Regions from separate parts of the Homo sapiens genome. Here region 1 is linked to region 2. The links are chromatin contacts, found by Hi-C or POLR2A ChIA-PET in ENCODE. All regions are on one chromosome and are shown on one strand. Each heading gives the region's core, a stretch centred on a gene start or an enhancer-like site at or near the end of the contact. The rest is flanking DNA. Distances are from core to core; before and after follow the strand shown.

Region 1 (4,836 bases), core at 615-3,114, 92 kb after region 2:
GGTGGTCTCAAACTCCTGAGCTCAGGCAATCCGCCTGCCTTTGCCTCCAAAGTGCTAGGATTACAGGTGTGAGCCACCGAGCCTGGCCATTTGTAAAAGTTCTTAAGAGTGGTAGATCACAGTGGATAACCTTATAAAACCATCTAACATCAGAATTTCTGGCACTTCCTGACATGTTACCCTGAGCAAACATTAAGCTCTCTGCATTTCCGTTTATTTATGTATAAAATGGGGATGATTATTGCATCTAGTTGTGATGTATATTAAATCAGATTATGCATGCGGAGTGGGTTAGTGTTCACCCCAAATTCATGTCCTTCCAGAAACTCAAACTATTACCTTATGTGGAAATAAGGTCTTGATAGACTTACTTTCTTAAGATGTGATCCTATCAGATTAGGGTTGGCCCTAAACTTAATGACTGGTGTCCTCATAAGAAGAGGGGAGGACACACACAGAGATGTCCACATACACAAAGAAGAAGGTCATGTGATGAAGGAGGCAGCAGACTGGAGTGAACCAGCCACAAGCTAAAGAATACCAAGCAGGGTGGCCACCACCAGAAGCTGGAAGAGATGAGGAAGGATTCTTCTCTAGAGCCCTCAGAAGGGCCATGGCCCTGCTGACACCTGGACTTAATTTGGTTTTCACTCATTTTTATTTAGTGATTAATTGATTGATACAGGGTCTTGCTCTGTCACCCAAGCTGGAGTGCAGTGACATGATCACAGCTCACAGTAGCTTTTAACTTGGGCTCAGGTAATCCTCCCATCTCAGCCTCCTGAGTAGCTGGGACTACAGGTGCATACCATCATGCCTGGCTCATTTTTTATTTTTTATTTTTATTTATTTATTTATTTATTTATTTATTTATTTATTTATTTTGTGATGGAGTCTCGCTCTGTTGCCAGGCTGGAGTGCAGTGGCACGATCTCGGCTCACTGCAACCTCCGCCTCCCGGGTTCAAGCGATTCTCCTGCCTCAGCCTCCCCAGTAGCTGGGATTACAGGCGTGTGCCACCACGCCCAGCTAATTTTTGTATTTTTAGTAGAGATGGGTTTTCACCATGTTAGCCAGGATGATCTCGATCTCTTGATCTCGTGATCTGCCTGCCTCAGCCTCCCAAAGTGCTGGGATTACAGGCGTGAGACAGGTTCTCTCTCTGTTGACCAGGCTGGTCTTGAACTCCCAGCCTCAAGCAATTGTCCCACATTGGCCTCCCAAAGTGCTGGGATTACAGGTGTGAGCCACTGTGCCCGGCCTGACACCTTGACTTTATATTCTAGCCTCCAGAACTATAAGAGAACAAATTTCTCTGTTTAAAGCCACCTAATTTGTGACACTTTCTTACAGCAGTCACAGGGAACTAGTACAGGAGGTAAATATTTAACCTGGTCCTAAAAGAAAAAAAAAATGTTTAACCTGGTCCTTGGCACAGAGAAGACACTCACTAATAATTAGCAATTTTGTTAGGTAAATGCAAACTTCTGTGCCAGTTATTCTAACTTGAATCTTTCTCCCTTGCAGTTCTAGTTCTACCCAATATTCAAACTAGTGCCTCCTACATCCCATTTTACCTTGCATTACACTTATATGAGTGTTTTAGCTCTCCTTCTGGCCTGCAAGTTCCAGGCGATGGAAACACGAAGCCTTATTCAGTTTCTGTGTTTATGACAGTCCCAAGCACTGCAGTAAGAAATATTTGAATGCTTACTAGGGATTGGGAGTAGCACTAGGCACGGGAGTTATAAAAGATGATTATGATGCTGTCTCTGCCCTTCAGAAGCTGGAAGGTTTGTCGGGAGGGTGATGGACAAATGAGTCACTGTGGGACTCCGGTAAATGCTATAACAGCCGCGGTGAGAGCCAGGGGAGCAGAGCTGACTCACCCTCAGGTGGGTGCACAGGTGAGACTTCACCCAGGAGACCACTTTTCAGCTGAGGCTTAAAGTGTTACAAGCAGAGTTCCCTTGGTGGAGAAACAAGAGATCGCCGGGGTTCCAGGCATGTGCAAAGACCAGAGTGTGATGGCCCAGTGGGCACCACTGAGGAGTTTCAACTCTGTCCTGCAGAAATAAGAAGAAACCACAAGTGTAATCACATTTAAATAGATTCTTTTGGGGCAAGGCCAACTGTCATTCCTTGAAGGAAGTGCTTACTGAAAAGCCTTAACACACCAGGCATTGTCTGGTTGGCTGCTGGTTCATTTGGGGTCATCCCCTCTTTCCTGAGTCCTTGAGTCACTCTGAAATCAAAGGGTAGCTCCTGAAACTTCTCATGAGCTGTGCCACGGTGACATTAGGACAGGAATTGGGGGTGGAAGTGAAGAACTGAGTGGGCAGGAAGGTCTGGAAGAGCCCAGCAGAAATAGGACATGACTAGGGGGCCTAGACAGAAAAAGTAGTGAGCAGAAGAGAAAAAGAGGGCAAATGAAGGTAAAAGTTCACTTCTCTCTCCGTGAACTTGGAAAAGACCTGGCCCTCCAGTGAGAAGTGGGCTGGGCAAGAATGAGCTGCTCAAATCCCTAGGAGTTCTGGAAAGGTGGGGGAAAAAGAGATGACAGCCTGAGAAATCATACCAGGGCTGAGAAGAGGAGGGAAAGTCTCTCAACTAAGAGCTGAAACAGAATTCCTAGCTTGTCTCATGACTTAGCACTAACAATGAGGTCTCAAGATGGGTGAGAGAGTGGATGCCGGCCAGGTCTCCCACCAAGTCCACAGGGCATCGGCAGAGGAAAGCCTGTTTTGCAGATTGAGATTTCCCATAAATTGTTACTCCTTATATGTATTTTACTCACAATTTGTCTCATCAACTTTATCAAAGTAAAATTTTAGTGCAATAAAATACCACCATTTAAAATGTATGCTTGTAATCCCGGCACTTTGGGAGACTGAGGTAGGAGGATTGCTTGCAGCCAGGAGTTCAAGACCAACTTGGGCAACATAGCGAGACACCATCTCTACAAAAAAAAAACAAAAATTGTTTTAAATTATCCCTGCATGGTTGTGCACCCCTGTAGTCTTAGCTACTCAGGAGGCTGAGACAGGAGGCTCCCTTGAGCCAAAAAGTTCAAGGTTGCAGTAAGCCACGCGTGACAAAGTAAGACTCTGTCTCAAAAAAAAAAATGTACATCTGATGAGTTCTGACAAGTGTATATACTCAAGTAAGCAACCGCTACAGTCAAGATGCAGAACAGTTCCTTCACCCCAGAAAATTCCCTTGTGTTGCTTCCCAGCCAATTCCCCTCCCACTCTCAGCTTCAGGCAACCCCTGATCTGCTTTCTGTCCATGTAGATTAGATTTGTCTTTTAGAGAATTTCATGTAAATGAAATCATACATTACATAGTCTTTTGTCAGCTTGGCTTCTTTCACTCAGCATAATGTTTTCGAGATCCACCCATGTCACTGTGTACATCAGTAGTTTGTTCTGTTTTTGAAGGCTAACATTTCATTGTATGAATATAGCTCAGTCTGTTTATTCACCTGCTGATGAAATTAGGGTTGTTTCCACTTTTTGGCTATTATGAATTAAGCTTCTATGAACATTTGTCTACACGTCTCTCTGTGGACATGTTTTCATCTCTTTGGTGAACATCAGGAGTAGAATTGCTGGATGTATTTCTTAAAGTGCATCATTAACTTTTCCACAGTATTTCACAATGTGAGTTTCCCACCACCAACGTCCACGAGGTCCATTACTCTGCATTCTTGCCAACACTGGCTTTGAACTTGATATGTCCTTTTAATTTTAAACATTTTAACGGGATGTATCGATGAAAAGAGTCAAACTCTGTAAAATATTCAAAGAGATTTATTCTGAGCCAAATATGAGTGACCATGGCCCCTGACATAGCCCTCAGGAGGTCCTGAGAACATGTGCTCAAGGTGGCCAGGGTACAGCTTGGTTTTATATATTTTGGGGAGGCATGAGACATCAATCAAATAACTCAGAAATAATGTTGGTTTGGTTCAGAAAGGTGGGACAACTCAAAGCAGGGGGTGGCTTCCAGGCTATAGGTAAATTTAAACATTTTCTGATTGACAATTGGTTGAGTTTGTCTAAAGACCTGGGATCAATAGAAAGGAAATGTTCAGATTAAGAAAAAAGATTGTGGAGACCTGAGGTTCCTTCAAAGTCTCATAGTGGCTGCCCTTAAAGACAATAGATAACAAATGTTTCCTATTCAGATCTTTAAAAGGTGCTAGACATTTAGTTAACATCTCAGGATTGGGAGGGCCTGGAAGAAAAAGATCTAGCTATGTTAATAGAGATTCTTTACAGATGCAGATTTTCCCCTACAAAGGACGGCTTTGCAGGGCCATTTCAAGACATGGCAGAAAAACATGGTTTGGGATTAAATATTTTGATTTTTTTCCTTGTCTTATAACGTTATGCCAGAGTCAGATTGGAAAGTAAGTCACTATGTATAGGGTCAAATAAAACCCATCTGATGAGAATTATGGCTTGTGGGGGATGACTCTCCAGACCCCTTAGATAGGAATTTGGGCAAGATAAAAACATCAGAGCTTAGTCGTCAGATGTAATGTGTACCAGTTTCTCTTGTACTTTTAATTTGCGTTTTCCTGAAGATAATATTGAGCGTCTTCTCATGTGCTAATTCGTCATTCACATGCATCTTATATGGAGTATCTGTTCAAATCTTTTGCTTTTTTTTTTTTTTTTTTTGAGACGTCTTGCTGTCACCCAGGCTAGAGTGCAGTGGTGCAATCTCGGCTCACTGCAATCTCTGCCTCCCAGGTTCAAGCGATTCACCTGCCTCAGCCTCCTGAGTAGCTGGGATTACAGGTACTCGCCACCACGCCCAGCTAATTTT
Region 2 (4,555 bases), core at 1,188-3,687:
TCACCCCTCCATGTTTTTGTTCCTGCAGCCCCTAAAGTACAGTTAATCCCTAGGAGCCCCTAAAGTACAGTTTTTAAAACCTAGCTAATGAGTACAGCAAGTAAATACAAGTTCCAGAGCTAAAAGTGTCCAGTAATACCCACCTGCACTCATAGCCATGGCCAAGATGTGGGACAATATTTTGCAAAAGCTTACTTAAAATTAGGAAAGGAACCAAGCATAGTGGCTCATACCTGTAATCCAACACTTTGGGAGGCTAAGGCAGGAGGATTGCTTGAGGCCAGGAGTTCAAGACCAGGACTGGCAACCAATCAAGACCACATCTCAAAACAACAACAACAACAAATTAATCAGCTAGATGTGGTGGTGCCTACCTGTAGTCCCAGCTACTCAGGAGACTGAGGTGGGAGGATTCCTTGAGCCTAGGAGCTGAAGGCTGCAGCTCAAGTCTGATCACACCACTGCACTCCAGCCTGGGTAACAGAGCAAGACCCAAATGCTAAAAAAAAAAAAAAAGAAAAAAAAGAAAAAGAAAAAATTAGGAAAGAGCAAAGACTAAAGCAGCACTATCTAATGTAACTTTTTTTAAGGGTGGAAATTCCCTATATCTGGGCTGCTCAATGCATTAGCCACTCACCTTATTAGCTATGGAGCCCTTGAAAAGTGGCTGGTGAGACTGGGAACTGAATTTTTAATTTGAAATAGTTTTGATTCCTCATATGGCTACTGGCACCATTCTAGAGCATTTTGCTTCTGCAAGTAAAATTACAAGTACAGAATCTGCAATGAAATGGATGTCTACCCTTTTGGTGGAAACATCTAAGGAAGCAGACCATCCCCTCCTCTTACTCTTCTCCCTCTTCCACCAAAAGGAAAGTTCAAACAAGAACACTTTTGTATTAATTTCCTGTTCCTGCTGTAACAAATTACCATAGACTCAGGGGCCTAAAACAACACACATGTATTATCTGACAGTTCCGGAGCTCTGAAGTCGAGAATAGGTCAGCCTGGCTGCGTTATTTCTGGTGATTCTCAGGGTGATTCTGTGGTCTCGACTTTTCCAGCTTCTAGGGCTTGGCTGTATTCCTTGGCTCATGGCCCCTTCCTCCATCTAACTCCTGTCTCTCTTTTATGAAAATCCTTTCTGATTAACTGGAGCCCGACTGGATAATCCAGGTTAATATCCCACCTCAAGATACTTAACTTAATCACATTTGCAAAGTCCCTTTTGTCATGTCAGGTGACATAGTCAAAGGTTTCTGGGATTAGGACATGGACATTGTGGGGGCGTGGGGGATCATTCTGCCTACTGTACCTTTGCTATAGATGAACTTGAAGTAAGGCCATTATCTCTCAGTGGATTCATGAAAACTCAGCTTCTAGATTCTAGAAGGTAGCCCTGGCTGGTGAGGCTTCACTACAAGTGAGTTGAGGTTTTCTTAGTGTCCTTTTGTCCAACCTGGTCGTTCCCCAACTTTAGCCAGCACCAAAATCACCCAGAGGGCTTGTGAAAACAGACTGATGGACCCAGCCCCACAGTGTCTGATTCAGTAGGTCTGGAGTGTGGCCCAAGAAAGTGCATTTCTTGGCCAGGTGTGTAATTTTTAGAATATGTCCACAACCTTTTTCACATTCCTGCCTTCAAAAGGTGGAGACTTCTTTTCCTCCCCTTAAGTGTGATCTAGATTAAATGACTTGTTTCTAACTATGTTTGATGTTAATAGATGGCCATGTGATTTTAAGACAAGGCTCTAAAAGGCACAGCAGTTTCCACACCCTCTCTCTTGGATCACACCCTCTGGGAAAGGCAGACCTTCGTGTCTGGAGGACACGTGAGCAACCTAGGGAGGAAATGAGGCATCTCACCAACACCTGGCACAAATTTGCCAGCCGCCTGTGTGTGCCACCTTGGAAACTGATTTCATAGAGCCTTCAGATGAGACCACAGCTCTGGGTAACATCTTGTCTGTAATCTCATGGGACCCCAGCCAGTTAAGCTAAATTCCTGACCCACAGAAACTGTGAGAAATAATAAATGTTGACTGGTGTTTAACACCACTGAGTTTTGGGATACATGCGATGCAGCAATAGATAACAATATGCCAGGTGACACTGATGCCACTGTCTAAGGATTGCATTTTGAGAACCGCTGGTCTAGCCTTTATACTGTGTAAGGCAAAGGATATTTCCTTGCCACCTGCACTATATACTCCAGGAAGCCAGAGGAGGGAAAATGTTCTCATATTGAAATGTACTGCATATTTATTTTCTTTTTTTCTGCAGACATATTCAGTTACCACCAGTTGCTCTTTTGTGGAAGTGTTTTTACTGGGAAGAATAACAACAATATGTCAAATGATAGCTGGGCTCCAGAAGCCCATTTCTGTCTACTCAGTCATAAAAAATGTTCCGCATATGGATGAAGAACCAGACAGGTTTAGCGAGAAGAAGAAATGATGAAAAGACTAGACCATCATTCTCTCTCACACTTTCTTAAATCTGAAGGTGAACCAGATGAAGAAAGAAAACAAAACCCTTGAAAAAAGAGGGAAAGATAGCCCTAGGATCCAAGAGAGCAAGTGGGTGTCCAACTGTTAAATAATGAGAAACTGAAGCTTCCTTCATTGTGTCAGAGAGGCCAATTCCTGAGCCAGCTGTACAGGAAGTGGGGAGTTTACATTATCTGGGATGTCAGTGAGAACTGAGGGGACATGCTTCCTGTGTGGTTCTCCACAAAGATTAGCAGACTCTCCAGGAAAGATGCCTTTCCAGCGGTTTCATTTTCTGTTTTCTTTTCCAGTTGGTAGATGTGGGCCAAGAAGGGAAAGGCAGCTCCAAAAGCGAGGGAGAAATCGCCGTGAGTACAGAGTGCCACAGAGAGAAGCCTGAGCTAGAGTGTGGTGGGACCGTGAGCCAGGGAAGAGCAAGAGCTGTGCCTATAGGATAGTCTATCTCCAATTTGAGCAGTGCCAAGAAAAGCTGGCCAAGCATATCCAGATCCACACTGGTAGACCCCATTCCAATGGATGGGGTTTCTCTGGCTTTTCCATTTGTTTTACAGAAGCTTAAAATATGACATATGATTCCATTTATAGGAAATTCTTGAAAAGGCAAAACTAATCTGGAGTGACAGAAAACAGAAAAGTGGTTGCCTGGGGCCAGTATGGGTGGGGAGGTGATTGTAGAGGGACATGTGAGTGTTCTGCTTTATTTATTTATTTATTTATTCATTTTTTGAGACGGAGTTTCGCTCTTGTTGCCCAGGCTGGAGTGCAATGGTGCGATCTCAGCTCGCTGCAACCTCCACCTCCCAGGTTGGAACAATTCTCCTGCCTCAGCCTCCCAAGTAGCAGGGATTACAGGCATCCGCCACCACACCTGCCTTTTTTTTTTTTTTCCAAGATGGAGTTTCACTTTTGTTGCCCAGACTGGAGTGCAATAGCTCAATCTCAGCTCACCGCAACCTCTGCCCCCTGGGTTCAAGTGATTCTCCTGCCTCAGCCTCCTGAGTAGCTGGGATTACAGGCATGCACCACCACACCTGGGTAAATTTTTTTTGTTTTTTTTTTTTTTAGTAGAGACAGAGTTTCTCCATGTTGGTCAGGCTGGTCTCGAACTGCTGACCTCAGGTGATCCACCCGTGTCCACCTCCCAAAGTGCTGGGATTACAGGTGTGAGCCACTTCACCTGGCCTAATTTTTGTATTTTTAGTAGAGACAGGGTTTTGCCATGTTGGCCAGACTGGTCTCGAACTCCTGACCTCAGGTGATCCGTCCACCTCAGTCTCCCAAAGTGCTGGGATTACAGGTGTGAGCCACCATGCCCAGCCATGTTCTGCATTTTGATTGTGGTAGTGGTTACACAAGTGGAGATGTTTGCCAAGATTCATTGAACTGTACACTTATAATGGGTACATGTTATTGTATATGAATTATATCTCAGTGCAGTTGATCTTCAAAAAATATACATGACATATGAGGAGCCCTTCGATGGGGTTGTCAACGACTGGTTTGCAAAAAAAAACAAGAGTTATCTGGTAGAAGAAGGATCCGACTTATTCATTGCAGCCCAAGAAGTGGAACTAGAACAAATGCACATACACTATAGGAAGTGGATTTCTACTCAATGGATTTTTTTATGAATAGTCTTGCTCTGTCTGCCCTTGAATTTGTTTCGAGCCAGTGATCTGAAGGTTTTTTGTCTTTGTTTTTGTTTTTCTGCTGTCCTGGAAATTTTGCAAAGGTGTAGCCTTCAGCCTGAAAGCAGCAGGAGCTCTGCTTCCATGTGAGCTCCTTGGTGAATTATAATATCTCAAACAATTCAGAGAGGAAAGCGATCTTATTCCGAGTGTCATTTACCAATGAGGAGACTAAGGTTAAAAAGTTGATAGTTTTGACTCTTCCTGAAAGGTAGATGGGGTATATCAGGTACCAATTACGATGCTTCAGGTTGGAAATAATAGAAATTCTAACTCAAAAATGGCCTAAAATGGGAGGCTGAGGCAGGAGGATCGCTTGATGCCAGGAGTTCGAGACCAGCCTGGGCAACATAGCAA

Evidence for each region. A loop is a pair of places that touch in the nucleus more often than their neighbours do. ChIA-PET counts read pairs that join two places held with the same protein, here RNA polymerase II (POLR2A). Pooled maps may share reads with other maps.
Region 1: a map of heart right ventricle shows a loop between it and region 2 (2.3-fold over the local background). The contact joins two enhancer-like sites. A Hi-C loop is called at or near these places in 7 of 168 maps with a recorded cell type or tissue (Calu3, PC-3, PC-9 and 4 more) and 4 of 50 pooled maps. POLR2A ChIA-PET finds 5 or more read pairs at or near these places in 3 of 52 experiments (PC-9, T-cell and activated CD4-positive, alpha-beta T cell).

What each region holds. Positions count from the first base shown.
Region 1 is chr10:29,755,104-29,759,939 of GRCh38, reverse strand. No RefSeq gene overlaps it. Among named protein-coding and RNA genes, the nearest start is that of SVIL, 120 kb to the right of the region's middle. Within about 2 kb of position 1,864, at least 8 of the 41 ENCODE cell types and tissues checked have a DNase peak (open chromatin) inside an H3K27ac peak, as active enhancers do.
Region 2 is chr10:29,847,878-29,852,432 of GRCh38, reverse strand. No RefSeq gene overlaps it. Among named protein-coding and RNA genes, the nearest start is that of JCAD, 210 kb to the left of the region's middle. Within about 2 kb of position 2,437, at least 5 of the 41 ENCODE cell types and tissues checked have a DNase peak (open chromatin) inside an H3K27ac peak, as active enhancers do.